2 separate regions of the Homo sapiens genome follow, and region 1 is linked to region 2. The links are chromatin loops, found by intact Hi-C in ENCODE. Cell type or tissue: B cell. All regions are shown on one strand. Each heading gives the region's core, and the rest is flanking DNA. Links, peaks and the distances in the headings are about the cores only.

The links. Hi-C counts contacts between places; a loop is a spot of excess contacts. Peaks named below come from ENCODE experiments on the same cell type or tissue, not always from the same donor. Only the 100,000 strongest peaks of a DNase experiment are listed, where the experiment ranks them.
Region 1: a loop joins it to region 2, with 2.6 times the contacts of the local background. A loop is called at or near these places in 1 of 110 quality-filtered maps.

What each region holds. Positions count from the first base shown.
Region 1 is chr6:113,805,567-113,815,282 of GRCh38, forward strand. No RefSeq gene overlaps it. Among named protein-coding and RNA genes, the nearest start is that of MARCKS, 47 kb to the right of the region's middle. In B cell, for the core only: no CTCF peak of the experiment used is centred there; a DNase peak (open chromatin) is centred at 4,415; H3K4me3 peaks cover 855 bases; H3K27ac peaks cover 2,324 bases.
Region 2 is chr6:113,751,280-113,760,995 of GRCh38, forward strand. No RefSeq gene overlaps it. Among named protein-coding and RNA genes, the nearest start is that of MARCKS, 100 kb to the right of the region's middle. RefSeq lists an enhancer at 4,453-4,732. In B cell, for the core only: no CTCF peak of the experiment used is centred there; a DNase peak (open chromatin) is centred at 4,462.

The DNA.
Region 1 (9,716 bases), core at 509-8,508, 54 kb after region 2:
TGTATGACAACCTGGGCCTCAAGCTTCATTGCACTGATTTGTGGCACAACAGTTAGCAGCATGCTTGGGAAGGGAGGCCTATATCATGGGAACGTCGAGAATGGGAGTAGAGAGAGGAATCTAACAGCAGTTCTTCTGATGGACTACGTAATCAAAATATTTACTTTCACTGTACGGCTATTGTGGCACTGAAATGACACATATGTATGGTGAACCTGGGTAGAATATTAGAAAGCTGCTGTATAGGAAGCAGCATTGTCTAAAAAATATATCGAACAGAAGAAATCTAACATGGAAAAAATAGTTAATATGAATAAATACTGAGGAGGGAAAAAAGGAGTCCTGGAAAAGTGATCGCAGAACTGCAAAAATGACTATTTAGGACTGAAAGAGTTCATGTGGTAACTTTTCTGCAGCTGTGACCATTTGTCCGTATTAACAACAGACCTGTTTTGTTTTGTTTGGGGTTTTGACAAATTACAGCATCCTGTATTGTTCTCTCATCTTGTGGAAAGAAAGGGAAATGTAACTCTATAGAGTTTTATCTTGTATTTTTTATTTTCCCAAAATTCTCCTGAACTCACCGATAGGTGTAGACTAGATGCAAAAGCCTTTGAACTTCAATTGTAAAGTCAGAGGGAAAGGTTTGGTCTTGACGATTCTAAGTCAGTCACTAATGGAAATGAAAGCTGTGCACTCTGGAAACCCTGGCTCCGGTGCTGGGGGATCATGTGCAAACCATGGAATAAGTGGTCAGGCCAGAGCTCTGGAACAGCCTTCCTGTCCCTTGGCTAAGTCTCCCTTCCCCACAATTTCCACAGCTGCTTATCCCAACCCCACTTCTCTGCCTGTTTTTCTCCAACACAAATCAACACTTTAATCAGAAGTATTGAAGTTCCTAATTGGTGGAGAAGGCAAAGATACTGTACCAAGAAGTGAAACGGATAGGTTCCTCCCTGCTAGAACCAATGTAAAGTTACAAAACAACCAATTAAGAAAGGATTATATTTTTCAAAGACCAACTGATGAGATCATTGTTTCTTTTAAGCTTGAGGAGGATGATTTGGTATGATTTAGGCAAAAAGGAGAATATTCTCAGTGCTTGACCCTTGGCCTTCCAACACACACACAAACACCGTTTTTTGGTTTTTTGGTTTTAAAGAAAAAGAGTTTATGATTGGGGGAATCATTGATTTGAAGAGAACTGGACTAACAGAGTCCTTGTCTATCAGTTTCTACTCATTTGTTGTTTGTTTGTTTGTTTGTTGAGACAGAGTTTTGCTTTTGTTGCCCTGGCTGGAGTGCAATGGCGCGATCTCGGCTCACTGCAACCTCTGTCCCCTGGGTCCAAGCGATTCTCTTGTCTTAGCCTCCTGAGTAGCTAGAACTACAGTGCATGCCACCATGCCAGGCTAATTTTTGTATTTTTAGTAGAAACAGGGTTTCACCATGTTGGCCAGGCTGGTCACAAATTCCTGACTTTAGGTGATCCACCTGCCTCAGTCTCCCAAAGTGCTGGGATTTCAGGCATGAGCCACCACACCCAGCCACCTTCTACTCATTGCTATTACATGGGATCTACAGGGAGAAAGAGTTTCTGTCCCTTATTTCTACTGATGGACAACCCCTTTAGTCTTTTTTTAACAATCTCTGTAGTGGATTGTATGGTGACTCCCAACAAGGTATGTCCATGTCCTGACCACCAGAGCCTGGGAACATGGCCTTATTAGGAGAAGAGGTCTTTGCAAATGAAATCAAGTTAAGAACTTAGATGAGGTAATCTTGGACTATCCAGGTGGGCCCTAAGTGCAATGACAAGTGTCCTTATGAGAGACAGAAGAGAAGCCCATGGAAATATGGAAGCAGAGATTAGAGGGAGGAAGTCACAGGCCAAGAACAACTGGAACCACCAGCGTCTGGAAGAAGAAAAGAAAAAAATATCTCCTACAGCCTCCAGAGAGAGTAACGTGCCCTGTCAGCAACTTGATTTCAGACTTCTGGTCTCCAGGACTATGAAAGAATCAATTTCTGTTGTTTTAAAGTACTAAATTTGTGGTAATTTGTTACAGCAGCCTCAGGAAACTAATACAGTAAACTAAGGTGTTTGTTTTTGTTTTTGTTTTCAGTTTCTAATTCCACAATTTCTATTATTCATTCATTTGTTCAGTAAACAAACAGGCAATGAATGTGTCAGGCATTGGACAATGCACGAGAGATACAGAGTTGAAAAATAAATCTATTCTCAAGAGCTTTATAAACTGATAGGGAGAATCAGACATGTAAGTACAATGAAGTATTACAATGTCATTATTATGTATAGGCATGAGAAGGAAGTGACCACTGCTTCCTGGGATGGTCACAAAAGGGTTCAAAGAAGAGAGACACAGAAAAGCTGAAGAAGTGTTTGCTGGCCAAGAGGGTTAAGAATGGGAGGGAGGGAATTCTTGGAAGAGAAAGTATCATAAACAGAGGTATGGAGGTATGCAATCACATAACCTCTACAAATATTGGATGCTTTTAAGTATATCTGGTAAGATTCTACAGTAGGCCTGGTGAAAGGCAGTGCTAAAGGGTAGATAAGGAAGGGCCAGATTATTGACAGCCACATTAGTCAAGCTGAAGAGTTTGGAATGAGTCCTATGGCAAATGGGAAACCCTTAAAACTTAAGGTTTTTAAGCAGGGTGGCAACATGTCACACTTGTGTTTCAGAAAGTTTGCTGTGGTAGAGGTGGGCTGGGTGCCTTGGGGACTCAAGATCAAGGCAGGGAGATTCATTAGAAGAGTACTGATGTGGTCAAAGGAGCAGAACTAAGGCTAAACTAAGGCACAATCATGAGGCGGAGCAGAGGAATGGCAAGAAAGAGAAATTGACAAAGGAATCTGAGAAAGAATAGAGTTTGAGTTAGAAAGTGAGAAGCAAACAGAGCAAATTCTATTGCAGTAACCAAGAGAGAAGAGGGGATCAAGAAGGAAGTAACAACAGTCAGAAGCCAAGTGATGTGAAGAGGACTCCACTGGATTTGCCAATGAAGAGGCCACTGGTGACTTTGGCAGAAAAGTTTGAGGGGAGATGTTATCTATTAGCCATGTAAATTGCTGGCAAGTCAATTAGCATCAGCAAAACAAAGATTGGTCCATAGATCAGTAGTCATCAAAATATATTCCCCACACTATCCCAGCATCATCTTGGAACTTAGAAATGCAAATTCTCAGGCCCCACTCCCCCTAAATCAGATACACTGGGTTAGGGGTCCACAATCTAGGTTCTAACAACGATTTTGATGCAGAAGTCTGAGAACCGTCTATATACACTAGACAGGACTTTACTGCTGAAAAGGTAATTCATGGACTGGCAGCATCAATATCACCTGGGAGCTTGTTGGACCCCACACCTGACCCATTGAATCAGAATCTGCATTGTAATAAGATCTCACGTGATTCAGTTACACAGTGAAGTTAGAGAAGCACTGTTGAAGGGTTTCAATCTCAATAGCTTTCTTGCCCAGTGTCTGAGATTACCTTTTACATAAATCTGCTAAGTTGCTAATTCAAGGAAGGGGGGAGAATTCAATATAACATAACATATTTCCTCCTCTCAAGTGGGATAATAAGGAATAACAAATGGGCTATTTATAGCTTACATGAGACCAGAAACATTGCATGTGCAGTCAAAGTAATGTAGGTGCTTTGTAGTTTTTGGCATTTCAATTCTAGGTTACAGAAATACATGTTTTTCCTCAAAAAGATAGAAAACCTACTGGGGTTCATTATATTATTCTGGTGGAAAATAATATCAGGCCATTAGGACTTTATTCAAAAAAGTATCTTGGTATTCTTGACAGAGACAGTATATGGAAACAGATAGATCTTTACATAACCTTAGTGGGGAATTGCTTGTTAGGAAACCAAAAACATTAAGATCTGTGCAATTTACTGTTTGTAAAATAGAGCTCCATAAAAAAACTGAGAACAATTATATTTACTTTGTGTAAATATAGTTTAGCCCAAAGATTCTCAAAATGTCCTCAGACCAGCAGCATTGGCACCACTGATTGGCTTGTTAGAAATGCAAATGATTGGGCTCTGCTGTGACCAACTAGATCAGTATCCCTGGGGCCGGGATACAGGAAATTGTCTAGCAATCCAGGTGATTCTCGTGCATGGTAAAATTTGGTTTAGGCCTCAGAGACGCTTCATATAAAACACCTCTGCCTGCATTGTCTCTTCTTTGCCTTAACTGCCTCTGAAACTCTCTTCTCGGCTGAAATATTTTCATTTATCTTTAAAATCCTTTTGTGGGTCCTTTCCTCCTTCCCCTTTTTTCTTCCTCTATCTACCTATGTCTTTCCGTTCTACTTTTTCACTTCCTGTTTTGTTCCTAGCTCACTTTAGCTTTGAACTGCCCCATTCTCAAAGATGCATACAAATCTAGCACTTCTACGCAAAAATGTGCCAGCCTAAGCAAGTCTATTAGATACCCATGCTCAGCATTATGAAAGAAACGAAACAGTACATCAGCCACTTAGTTCTTGAAACAATGCAACTTAAAGAAATGACAGTATAGAACGAGTCACTGTACAGTTCTTTGGTATTAATGTGACTTTAGCAAGAACACTCATGACTGTCATGTGCTAACTGTCCACAAAATGTCTGCTGGCATAGAAAAGTACATGATTTTCAATCTACAGGCAGTTCACCAGAACATTTGGGCCCTGTATTAGGATTAAATGTTCATGACTTCACCATAAGAGGTGGCTAATAGGTACAGTAGGAACAAATATTAATAATAATATTAATAAAAGTGTTACTTTGTTTAACTGAAATAATTTGTCTTTATTATACAGTCTACCACTAATAATGATCATTGCTTATAATTATTTATTACTAAATTTAGTCCAAAGCCTTTTCTATGAGCCTTACAGTTAACAGGTTGGTGCAAAAGTAACTGCAGTTTTGCCATTAAAAGTAATAACAAAAACCGCAATTACTTTTGCACCAACTTAATATTACTATACGTATGTATTTATTTATTTTAAGACAGAGTCTTGCTCTGCTGCCCAGGCTGGAGTGCAGTGGCGTGATCTCGGCTCACTGCAATCTCTGCCTCCTGGGCTCAAGCAATCCTTCCACCTCAGCCCCTCAAGTAGCTTGGACTACAGGCACCCGCCACCACGCCCAGCTCATTTTTGTATTTTTAGTAGAGATGGGTTTCCGCCATGTTGCCCAGACTGGTCTTGAACTCCTGACCACAAGCAACCCACCATCTCGGCCTCTCAGAGTGCTGGGATTACAGGCATGAGCCACGGCACCTGACCTACTATGTATTCAAACCTCCCCATAACCCTATGAGTTCAATACTATTATTATCATCTCCATTTTACAGATGAGGAAATAGAGGAATGGTAAGGTTAAGTAACTTGTCTAGAGTCATTTTGCTGGGAAGTAGTAGACATGGGATTTGCATATAGGCAATCGAGCTTTGGGGTCCTAGATTGTAACTACTGCATTACACTGCTTCTCAAGTGAGAATGGGTTGAATTATACAAGACATATTTGAATTTCACGTTTCTTCACCTTTTGCATTAAGAGACCAGGTTCATTACATATTTTCACATTCTCACACTTTTGTGGAAACAGCATGGTACTGTGGGGCAAATGCCTGCCTGGGAGCCAGAGGTCCTCAAATTTTATCCTAGTATTATAAGCAACTAACTAGATGCATATGGGGACGCTCATGGGTTTACCCTTAATAGGTCACAATTTCTTCTCTTACAAAAGGGGAGTGTTAGACTCCATTAGATCATATTAATGGTTCTTTCCAGATCCAACATTCTGTGAATTCGAAGAATGAAACATAGTCCTAGGAAATAATTAGACTTGGGAACATAACGGTACACAGAAGCATAATTAATCAATTTTCTAATTATTCCTTTAGCTATAATATAAACAAATAATTCAACATGGCATAATTCTTGGTTATTAAGGCAGAACAGAAGTGTTTGCTACTATGTGAACAACATGCAGAGAAATAAAAACAAAAACTAAAGTACGTTTGCTCAACATGATAAAGGCCAGAGGTGAGGGATAGTGTTAATTTCCTACTGTTGCTTTAACAAATTATCACAATTTAGTGGCTTTAAAAAAGCCCACAAATTTATCTTATAGTTCTGGAGATCAGAAATCTAAACTGTGTCTCACAAGGCCATAATCAAGCATCAGTAGGGCTGTGTTCCTTCTGGAGGCCTAGGGCAGAGTCCATTTTCCTGGCCTTCTCCAGCTTCTGCAGGTGGCCTACATTCCTTGGCTCATGGCTCCTTTCCCCTACTTTCAAAGCTGGCAATGACAGGTTAAGTCCATCTCATATGACATCATTCTGACCTCTTCTATTAGGTTGGTGCAAAAGTAATCACGGCTTTGCCTTGTGATTAAATTAGGCCCACCCACATAATCCAGGATAGTCTTTCCTTCTCAATATCCTTAGTTTAACCACATCTGCAAAGTCCTTTGGCCATGTGAGATAACACCGTAACAGGTTTCAGGGATTAAGACATGAACTTCTTTTTGGGGGCCACTTATTTTGCCTACCATGGGGATATTTTAGGGATTTCCAGGAAACTTTCTATATCATATATCTAAAAAACAAAACAGTATTCATAACAGAAAGGAAAATGATTCAATTCTGAAACATTGTAAGATCTCTTTCAATTTAAAAAGTGAAGTTCACATTAAATGGAACCTACACATTTATTGAAGATTTTCTAGAGTTGATACTTTCTTATTATTTATTTACTTTTTTGAGACAGGGGTCTCTGTCACCCCGGCTGGTGTACAGTGCGTGATCTCGGCTCACTGCAACCTCCGCCTCCTAGGTTCAAGCGATTCTCCTGTCTCAGCCACCCCAGTAGCTGGGATTACAGGCGTGTGCCACCACATCCGGCTAATTTTTTGTATTTTTAATAGAGGTGAGGATTCATTATGTTGTCCAGGCTGGTCTCAGAATTTCTGGCCTCAAGTGATCCGCCCACCTCAGCCTCCCAAAATGTACTAATACAGGTGTGAGCCACCACGTTGGGCCTCAGTTTATTTTATTTCATTTTATTTTATTTTATTGAGATGGAGTTTCACTCTTGTTGCCCAGGATGGAGTGCAATGGCACAATCTCGGCTCACCGCAACCTCCGCCTCCCAGATTCAAGTGATTCTCCTTCCTCAGCCTCCTGAGCAGCTGGGATTATAGGCATGCGCCATCACGCCTGGCTAATTTTGCATTTTTAGTAGAGACGGGGTTTCTCCATGTCGGCCAGGCTGGTCTAGAACTCCCGACCTCAGGTGATCTGCCCACCTCAGCCTCCCAAAGTGCTGGGATTACAGGCGTGAGCCACCATGTCCAGCCGGTATTATTTTAAATGCAAAAGAATGTTACAGCCCAAAACGACCATGAAGACAATCTAGTAAAGTCAAGCCTCCTTATTTTATATATGAGGAAACTAAGACTCAGAGAGGCTCAAGAGGGACAGAAGCTAGGCTGAGACCTCATGGCTTGATTCCCACATCTAGAATTCTTCCATTACTAAACCTTCAGCTGCCTCTCATTTTGTCACTCTACCAATCATTCTGAGGCCTCTGTGCAAAGTTTCTTAGCTTAACAGTTAAGGAAGAGTCTTAGCCAAACATTCTTTGGCGTACCCGGCAACTCAGACTCTGGGTCCACAGTTAATACTAATGATTAGAGCAGATCTCTACCTCTTTCCTCCTCTTAGGGGAAGTACATGGAGGAGAAAGATACTGCAGGAGGGAAAAAAAAAAAAGTCTTGTCTCTTGACTGCCATGTGAGGATAAAGAGTAGGAGGAAAACTATGCTGTGGTAAGGAAAGTAGCTGAACCACAGATGAGGCGTTCATTGAAAAAACATTTTGTAAATTCCATTTCTTACCCTTAAGATGTGTCAAAGGCAATGTGTTAGGTGTAGTGCTAATAAGGAGATTAATTTCTTATGGAGTGTTTATGAAGCAAAAATTCCATTAAAACAAAAATGTAAGAATAGCAACAAATTTAGTTGAATTATTAAAATATGTTTTAGAGATTCTAGGTCAAATCCTTGTTTTGCAAAGGAAAATCTTAACCTCTGCATGGCCCAGAACAAAGAGAGTACAGCACCAACCCTAGATACAGGAAGCAGAAACAGCCTGGTTAGCCTTCCACCTCAAATTTTCCCCTTTCCTAAAAAATATTTCAGTGTCTCCTCGGAGAAGAGTAGTAAAGCCATCCTGAAAGACTACTGTTAGAAAACCCCTACCATTAGGAAACTACATTAACAAAGTAAAGGTTAAAAAGTATATGATGATTTCAGAATATGCCAAGAAAGCATTTATTGAAATATAAAATTCATTCCTGTTATTTTTGGTTTTGTTTTTGAAACATTTCTTAGCAAAGCAGTAATGGAAGAAAATGTTCTTAAATAAACTTGTTGTAGAGGACCTTCTAGAATCTTAAAACAAAATCATAATGTTGAAACCCATGTTTTTATGTTTTTTGTTGTTGTTTGTTTGTTTTTTGAGACGGAGTCTCACTCTGCTGCCCAGGCTGGTGTGCAGTGGCACAGTCTCAGCTGACTGCAACCTCTGCCTCCCGAATTCAAGTGATTCTCCTGCCTCGGACTTCTGAGTAGCTGGGATTATAGGGGCCTGCCACCACGCCTGGCTAAAAATCCATGTTCTTGGAGATGTCAATCCGGTTTTTAGTGCCTCACTCATCATATGAATGACTAGCCAAGGATCCACAGACATTTGGTTTAAACCTCAAATAAGATCAAAATAAACAAGTATATAGGGGAAAATGCAGGGAGCAGAATAAAAAAAGTTTTAAAAGATTACAAAAAAAGACAGCAAAGAAAAAGGGAAGGGAAGGAGAATGAGAGAGAAAGACAGAAAGAAAAAGAAAGGAAAGAATAAAAGAAAACATTCAGAGAACATAAAGAACTTTGGGAATTTAAAAACGTAAAAGAAGGCCAGGCACGGTGGCTCACACCTGTAATCCCAGCACTTTGGGAGGCCGAGGCGGGTGGATCGCTTGAGGTCAGGAGTTCGAGACTAGCCTGGCCAACATGGCAAAACCCTATCTTCACTAAAAATACAAAAATACACCACCGGGCGTGGTGGCACATGCCTATAATCCCAGCTACTCTGGAGACTGAGGTACACAAGAAAATCGTTTGAACCCGGGAGGTGGAGGTTGCAGTGATCAGAGATCACGCCACTGCACTCCAGCCTGGGTGACACAGTGAGACTCCGCCTCAAATAAAATAAAATAAAATAAAGCAAATAAAAATCAAAAATAAAAATGTATGATAAAAACAAAACACAAAAGCAAGAGAAAAATTGGAAGATAAAGTTGAGAAAATCTCCCAGGAAATAGAACAAAATGATAAACAGACTAAACATAATAGTGAAAAGATAATGAGAATCAATCCAAGAAATCTGAATAATAGGAATACTAAAGAGAAAGCTCAGAAAAAAATGGCAAGGATGACATTGTTGAAGAAATAATATAAAAAGCTTCCAGAACTAATGAACATGAGTTTCCACATTTAATTACAAAGCAAAAAAGCACACCAAGGCCATCATTGCTTCCAGAAAGAAAAACAGTTTACATACAAATGACATTGGATTTCAAATAGTTACACTTTTAGGAAGTAATTAAAGAAGAAATAGCTTCAA
Region 2 (9,716 bases), core at 954-8,953:
GCCACTGCACTCCATCCTGGGCAAGAGAGCGAGACTCCATCTCAAAAAATAATAATAAAATAAATAAATAAATAAACACTGTTAAAGGCATCCACATTGGAAAAGTGGAATTCAAACTGTCCATCTCTGCAGATATCTAGAAAAGTGTAAACACTCCCCCAGAAACTCCTAGCCAGAGCAATCAGGTAAAAGAAATAAATACTTATTAAAGGCATCCACATTGGAAAAGTGGAATTCAAATTGTCCGCCTTTGCAGATATCTAGAAAAGCTTAAACACTCCCCAGAAACTCTTAGATCTGATAAATCAATTCAGTAAAGTTGCAGGATACAAAATCAACTTACAAAAATCAGTGTATTTTGGCTGTGCACGATGGCTCATGCTTGTAATCCCAGCACTTTGGGAGGCCAAGGCGGGTGGATCACCTGAGGTCAGGTGTTGGAGACCAGCCTGGCCAACATGGTCAAACCCCGTCTCTACTAAAAATACAAAAATTAGCTAGGCATGGTGGCACACGCCTCTAATCTCAGCTATTTGGAAGGCTAAGCCAGAAGAATCGCTTGAACCCGGGAGGTGGAGGTTGCAGTGAGCCGATATCATGCCACTGCATTCCAGCCTGGGCAACAGAGTGAGAATCCATCTCAAAAAAAAAAAAAAAAAAAGAAGCCAAAAAAACAATGTATTTCTATACACCAATAATGAACTAGCTGAGAAAAAATCAACAAGGCAATTCCATTTACAATGGCCTCAAAAACAACAACAACAACAAAAACGACAACAAAAACCTAGAAATAAATCTAGCCAAGGAGATGAAAAACCTAAAAAAAAAGCTACAAAAACACTGATGAAAGAAATGGAAGAAGGGCCAGGCATGGTGGCTCACACCTGTAATCCCAGCACTTTCGGAGGCCAAGGCAGGCAGATCACTTGAGGCCAGGAGTTCAAGACCAGCCTGGCCAACGTAGTGAAACCTCATCTCTACTAAAAATACAAAAATTAGGCCGGGCGCGGTGGCTCACGTCTGTAATCCCAGCACTTTGGGAGGCCGAGGCAGGCAGATCACAAGGTCAGGAGATGGAGACCATCCTGGCTAACACAGTGAAACCCCATCTCTACTAAAAACACAAAAAAATTAGCTGCGCGTGGTGGCAGGTGCCTGTAGTCCCATCTACTTGGGAGGCTGAGGCAGGAGAATGGCATGAACCCAGGAGGTGGAGCTTGCAGTGAGCTGAGATCATGCCACTGCACTCCAGCCTGGGTGACAGAGCGAGACTCAGTCTCAGAAAAAAAAAAAAAAAAAAAAAATTAGCCAGGCATGTGGACATGCTTGTAATCCCAACTACTCAGGAGGCTGAGGCACAAGAATTGCTTGAACTTGGGAGGCAGAGGTTGCAGTGACCCAAGATCATACCACTGCACTCCAGCCTGGGCAACACAGTGAGACTCTGTCTGACGAAAGACAAGAAAAGAGAAGAGAAGAGAAGAGAAGAGAAGAGAAGAGAAGAGAAGAGAAGAGAAGAGAAGAGGAGAATGCAAACAAATGGAAGGATATCCGATGCTCATGGATCAGGAGAACTAACAAACATTGTTAAAATGACCATATTGCCTAAAGCAATCAACAGATTCAATGCAATCCCTATCAAAATAACAATGTAATTTTTCACAGAAATAGGAAAAACAATCCTAAAATTCATATCCAAAAAAAGAGCCCTAATAGCCAAAGCAATCCTGAGCAAAATGAACAAAGTTAGAGGCATCACATCACCTGACATCAAAATATATTACAAGGCTACAGTAACCAAAACAACATGATATTTGTATAAAAACAGACACCTAGATCAATGGGACAGAATAGAAAACCCACAAATAAATCCACATATTTATAACCAACTGATTTTTTACAAAGGCATCAAGAATATACATTGGGAAAACGACATCCTCCTAAACAAATGGTGCTGGAAAAATTGGATATCCATATGCAAAGAATTAAACTGGATCCCTATCTCTTACCATGTACAAAAATCAACTCAAGATGGATTAAAGACTTAAACATAAGACCCAAAACTATAAAACTACTGGAAGAAAATGTACGGAAAACACTCAGGACATGGGTTTAGGCAAATATTTTATAGCTAAGACTTTAAAAGCACAAGCAACAAAAATGAAAATAAACAAATGGAACTATATTAAACCAAAAAGCTTCTGCACAGCAAAGGAAATAATAAACATAGTGAAAAGACAACCTGCTCAACTGGAGAAGATATTTGCCAGAGATTCGTCTGCCAAGGGACTAATATCCAGAATCTATGAGGAACTGAAACAACAGTAAAAAAACAAACAAACAAATAATACTATTAAAAAGTGAGCAAAGGGCATAAATAGACATTTCTCAAAAGAAGACATATAAATGGCCAACAAGTAATATGGAATACTTCTTCTTGGCTAGGTGCGGTGGCTCACACCTGTAATCCCAGCACTTTGGGAGGCACAAGGTAGGTGGATCACCTGAGGTCAGGAGTTCGAGACCAGCCTGACCAACAGAGAGAAACTCCGTCTCTACTAAAAATACAAAATTAGCCAGGTGTGATGGCACATGCCTGTAATCCCAGCTACTTGGGAGGCTGAGGCAGAAGAATCGCTTGAACCCAGGAGGGGGAGGTTTTGGTGAACCCAGATGGTGCCATTGCACTCCAGCCTGGGCAACAAGAGCGAAACTCCATCTCAAAAAAAAAGAAAAGAAAAGAAAGGAAAAACTTCTCAGCATCACTGAACATCAGCGAAACGCAAATCAAAATCATAATGAGGTATCATCTTACCCTACTTAGAATGGCTTTTATTAAAAGGACAATAAATAACAGATGCTAGTGAGGGTGCAAAGAAAAGGGAACTCATACAGTGTTGGTGGAAATGTAAATTAGCACAACCACTATGGAAAACAGCACAGAGATTTCTCAGAAAACCGAAAATAGAACTATCATATAATACAGCAATCCCACTACTGGGTATTTATCCAAAGGAAAAGAAATCAGTATATCAAAAGGATATATATCAGTATATCAAAAGGATATGCTCACGTTTACTGCAGCCCTACTCACAATAACAAAGATATGAAATCAACCTGTGGACCAACAGATAAAGAAAATGTGCCATATATATACAATGTGATACAATTGAGCCATAAAAAATAATGAAATTATGTCATTTGCAGCAACATGGGTAGAATTAGAGGTAATTATATTAAGTGAAATAAGCCAGGCACAGAAAGACAAGTATTTCATGTTCTCACTCATATGTGGGAGCTAAGAAAGTTGATTATCATGGAGGTGGAGGGTAGAATAATAGATACCAGAGGCTGGGAAGGGTGTGTGGGTTGGGGAGAGGGATGAAGAAATGTTGTGTAATGGGTTACAAACATATGGTTAGGAAGAACGATTAAGTCGTAATGTTCAATAGCAGAGTAGAGTGACTACAGTTAACAACAGTGTATTGTACATTTCAAAATAGCGAGAAAAGAGGACTTGAAATGTTCCCAAGACATAGAAATGATGAGTCCTCGAGGTGATGGATACCCCAAATACCCTGACTTGATTATTTCACATTCTATACATGTAACAAAATATTACATGTACCCCACAAATATGTACAAATATTATATATTAATAAAAAAAGAGTCCGGGCACAGTGGCTCATGCCTGTAATCCCAGCACTTTGGCAGGCCAAGGCGGGCGGATCATGAGGTCAGGAGATTGAGACCATCCTGGCTAACACAGTGAAACCCCATCTCTACTAAAAATACAAAAAAATTAGCCAGGCGTGGTGGCAGGAGCCTGTAGTCCGAGCTACTCGGGAGTCTGAGGCAGGAGAATGGCAAGAACCTGGGAGGCGGAGCTTGCAGTGAGCCGAGATCGGGTAACTGCACTCCAACCTGGGAGATAAAGCGAGACTCCATCTAAAAAAAAAAAAAAGAAAGAAAAAGAAAAAGGTGATAAGTAGGAAACTCACAAACCATAGGATATGTAAAAACTGGGCAAGCAGGCCTCCGTAATGCAGCATTCACTATGGAGAAATAACACAAAAATATAAGGGCAATCCAAGTTCCTAGTATTCCAAGTGGACCAGTAATTAGTAGTAATTGAACATGAGGCCTGTACCATCAAGAAACTATGGGAGCCTTTTTGATCCTAACTTCATTGAATACTATTAATAAAATGACTCTGACCAAAACACTGACATATGTATACTTCAGCAGACAGTACAGGGAAAGCATACATATGACTGAGATGTGGAAGGCTTCCAGAGCTCTGCTCATTTCTTCAAGAGGTCAGCCCCCATAACCTGCTGCGTTATTGGTTCAAAGCCGCTGTGGGACCATCCAAGCAAGCAGTCACCCCACTTCCTGCTAATCCTCCAAATCTTCCCCAGGGGTTTGCATTGCAAGCCTGTCCTGACTCTGCTTCCCCAGGGACTCCTCTAGGCTCACAGCATGGGGAATTCTATGGCTGTAAGAAGATACTCCAAGAAGATGGAAGATCAGAACTGTATTAACTCACAGACAAGTCTGAAAGAGGAGATGTGGCTCTGCACTCCCAGATGAAAGAGATTTAAGCTTGTGAATCACTGAAAATAGCAAGAAATCAGACAAAAAGGGCCTTGTCCCAGAGTAATAACCTCACTCAGAGATTAAAATAGGTCTGACCTTTGTCTGTGGGACTGTGTTGTCTCAGTCATATTTAGTTGCTCCAGCTGAGGACTTCTGAAACCTCCATCTGCATGTTGTGAAACCCCTTCTCTTGGTCACGGGGTGGTCTCTTCCCGAACACAGAAGAGCCACTTATTCTGGAGGGTACTTAATGGGGTTTGTGGCTTCCAAGCCAAGAAAGTGGAGCTCACTGAGGTTCTATTTTTTTTCTTGCTCAAATAAAGTTAGAAACACTATCATGTGACAGTCAAGAAAATTGAGGTTCCTCAACTGACACTGAAGTTACATGACCCTCATCCACCTGTTCACTCACCTCTGGAAGGACTTGAAAGTTCCAATCTCCTTGTATGGCTTCTCTGCTCAGAAAGCTCATGAGAGGAGCCCACTGTGACTGTTTTTTGAGATTTGGGGGTACAGCTTTGTTGAACAGGATCAACAGAACAGAAGGCAAGCTATTTATAGCCAGAAAGCCCTGGGACCAGGACTCCAGAAGCCTGTTCTTAACTTCCAACCCTGTCCATGAGTCACTGCCTCACGCCCAAATTATTTCTTGCTTCCTCAGTTTCACCTACTATAAAGTGGAGATAATCATACTCATTCCTACTTTCTTGGTATATTGTGAAAAGAAATTATTACATACGTGAGCCCTAGGGAAGAAAGACTTAAACCATCTTTATTGCTATTTCTTATTGCCAAATAGTATCTATGGTAATCATAGCTTTCTTCTACTAATAACCCATGCTACCTCTGGCCTGGTATCCTAAATGTCAAAAGATGTATATCACATTACAGTTTTGAAGTCCTCTGTTCTTTAAAATATTGCTTTTAATTCACATAGCATCTAATTTTGATCAGAGTCATTTACCAAAAATCATTTTACCAAAAATCATTTTGCATGAGTAGCCTCAACTAAGATGCAGCAGGAGCTGAAGACTGCAATGCACAGTAAATACAACCCAGGGGCTTCAAGTATAAACCCTTGGTCTCACAGTATACTGATATGGTTTGGCTCTGTGTCCCCACCCAAATCTCATCTTGAATTGTACTCCCATAATTCCCACATATTGTGGGAGGGACCCTGTGGGAGATAATTGAATCATGGGGTCGGTTCCCCCATACTATTCTTGTGGTAGTAAATAAGTCTCACGAGATCTGATGGTTTGATAAAGAGAAACCCGTTTCACTTGGCTCTCATTCTGTCTCTTGCTGCCACCATGTGAAACGTGCCTTTCACTTTCCACCATGATTGTGAGACCTTCCCAGCCACATGGAACTGTAAGTGCAAAAAGCCTCCTTCTTTTGTAAATTGCCCAGTCTCAGGTATGTCTTTATCAGCAGCGTAAAACAGACTAATACATATACCATCCCATTAGATAGTAGTGGCCATTTTCTTTCCTGATTTATTCTTCTATTGTCCTCTTTGACCTGGAAGGAATTAAGGTGACAGTGGTGCCATTCATTTGTATGTCTTATTTAAACCACCCCCATTACCAAGCATTATTTTAAAACTTGCCTGGGATAAGCAAAATCGTGTGGTCCACACCATCAGACTCTAACTCACCTAAAATAGTTTTCTGTTCTCTTATAGTAAAAGTGACATGTAAAAATCAAACTTGAAGTTTTATTTTCAATTGTGGTAAATTATACATAAAAATCTATGTTAATCATTTTCAAGAGTGTACAGTTCAGCAATATTACATACATTCACATTGTTTGTGTAACCATTACCACCATCCATCTCCAGAATGTTTTCGTCTTTCCAAATTGAAACTGTGTACCCATTAAACAATTCTCCCCATTCCTCACTCCTTCCAGCACCTGGTAACCACCATTCTACTTTTCATCTCTATGAATTTGACCACTCATGTAAGTAGAATCATGGAGTATTTGTCTTTTTTTTCCTGACTTATTTCACTCAGCATAACACCCTCAAAGTTCATCCATGTTGTAGCATTTGTCAGAATTTCTATCCTTTTTAAGGCTGAATCATATTCCATTATCAGTATATACCATATTTTGTTTATCCATTCATTCATCAATGGACACTCAGGCTACTTCCACCTCTTGGCTATTGTGAGTAATGCTGCTGTGAATGTGGGTGTACAAATACAACAGTTTCGGCCAGGCGCAGTGGCTCACGCCTGTAATCCCAGCACTTTGGGAGGCTGAGGCGGGCAAATCACCTGAGGTCAGGAGTTCAAGACCAGCCTGACCAACATGGAGAAACCCCATCTCTACTAAAAATGCAAAATTAGCTGAGCTTGGTGGTGCAGGCTGAGACAGGAGAATCTCTTGAACCCGGGAGGTGGAGGTTGCAGTGAGCCCAGATTGCGCCATTGCATTCCAACCTGGGCAACAAGAATGAAACTCCTCTTAAAACAAAACAAACAAACAAAAACAAATACAACAGATTCTCAGAATATGCCAGGAATTGGTTCCAAGACACACACACAACCCACATATAACAAAATCTGTGCGTACTCAAGTCCCACAGTCAGCCCTGAGAGACCCGTGTACACAAAAAGTTGGCCTTCCATATACGTGGCTTTCACCTTTTGAATACTGTATTTTCAATCCATGTATCTGTATCTCTTACAGACGTTGCTTCAATTTTGGGGGGTATGTGCCCAAAGGCGAAGTTGCTGGATCCTATATTAATTTTATTTTTAATTTTTTAAGAGCTGTCATATGATTTTTCATAGTGGCTACACCATTTTGTATTCCCTCTTGCAATGCACAAGGGTTTCAATTTCTCCATATCCTCACCAACACTCGTTATTTCCTGTTTGTTTGGTACTAGCCATCCTAATGGGTATGTTGAAATTCTATTTTTAATTAATGAGTGAGAGATGGAGGGGTCAGATTTAAACAGGTTACAAGGCAGTCTCATAAATTTGTATGAGACTTCTCTTGGGCAGAGTGAGAAGGACTAAAACAGAATGACTAAGAGTCATCTCAAATAACTGTACTTACTGGTTACCCTTGCTCTGTCTGGAGAGGAAGTGTACAAGAAATGCCTGCAAAAGATAGCAGGGATTTTCCCTCCTAACTCCAAGACAGCCAGAGAAAAGTGAGCCTCAGAAGAGAAAAAAAAGGAAGACTTTAATGTAAAGAACTCAAAATGTTCTGGATGACCCTGAGATGCAGTTTAGTGTTTTCACTGTTTTGCACAGTTTCACTATGGAATTGCCTGACAGAAGCAGATAAGCTACAGAAGGAAGAGTGGGAGGGGTCTTAGGAACTGGGCAACAGAATGGGGAAAATGTGTATGGCTAACCCTGGTCGAAGGCAGAAATTAAAAGAATGAGATGGGAAGTTAAGCCTAGAAAAACTGACTTGTTTCTGCTCTTCTCACCCCTACCCCAGAGCAATCACCAAAAGAACTTAACATACTGCTTACTTCCTTTCCTAAACTGCTGATGCCCTGTTTACTGCTGGCATGCTACTCCCTGTCTGCCCATAGCTCCAGTCTGCAGGATCTTACCCATCTCCATGCTCTCTCCTGGTCAGGCATTTGAAAAAATACTTCTTGAATACCTGCTAACCATGGAAATCAAACAAGAGTAGATAACTTGGGATTTTTAACACTTTTAAATAAAATTGTGTTCAAAGGAAAATTAGTGGAAGATGACATTGGTGTGCCAGGGACAGGGCAATGGGAGAGGTCTGCCTCCGGAAAAAGCAATTTATTTTTTATGGAGAATTTTTAAATTTTAAAATAATTAAGATGAATTTTAAAATAATAATAAACTAAAATAAAGTCACTCTGCTTTTTATTTTCCCTATGCTCTGCCAATTCTAAATTGCCAATGATAAAATACTGCTCCTATGCAAAATATTTTTTGTTGATCCAAGTTCTAAACAATTATGTGGTTACTGTTGAGTTTTAATAATATATATGTAATCTTCACATACATAGAGAATATATTTTTCATTAATAAACATGAGTTGGGCCTGGTGGCTGATGCCTGTAATCCCAGCACTTTAGGAGGTAGGAGGATTGCTTGAGGCCAGGAGTTAGAGACCAGCCTGGGCAACATAACAAGACCACCATCTCTACAAAAAATTTTTTAAAAAATTAAAATGATTAGCCAGTGAGGTGGTGCATATCTGTAGTCCCAGCTACTCAAGAGGCTGGGGTGGCAGGATCGCTTGAGCCTAGGAGGTTGATGTTCCAGTGGGCTATGATCTTTCCACTGTATTGGATGATAGAGGGAGACTCCATCTCAAAAAAAAAAGGCATAAATAAAAAAAATAAACATTGTATTCTCTGTGGAAGTCAAAGAATTTCCATTTGTATACCAGAGACTTAGCTGCCCTCATTTGTTTTGAGAGCAAATTCAAAATTATTTAGAATCGTTTGAGCTCACCTGGAGAACAGTTAATGTCTCCAGCACTTAGGGTATACAGCTTCATATGTCTAAAACTATGGGCCAGGCACCGTGGCTCACACCTGTAATCCCAGCACTTTGGGAGGCCGAGACAGGCAGATTACCTGAGGTCAGGAGTTCAAGTCCAGCCTGGCCAACATGGTGAAACCCCATCTCTACTAAAAAAAATACAAAAATTAGTCGGGCGTGGTGGCTGGCACCTGTAATCCCAGCTACTCGGGAGAATTGCTTGAAGGGCCGGGAGGTGGAAGTTGCAGTGAGCCGAGATCGCGCCATTGCACTCCAGCCTGGGTGACAAGAGCAAAACTCTGTCTCAAAAAACAAAAAACAAAGAGAAAAAAATATGGATTCAAAACAATAATTGTGAAGACAAAAAAAAAATTGAGTGACTTCAATTTTGCCTCTATATAACTACTTAGAGTTACTCATGTTTAAAAGTTTAAACTAATGGAACAGGGTACACAGTAGTATCACAATTATTGTTTTGAATCCATATTTTTTCTCAAGAAATTATGTATTATATATTAATTGTTATGTATTATATATTATTATGTAGTATATATTATTATCATCTTATTTATAGATGTGTTATATGTTAATTAATGTGTATTATATATTACTTATGTA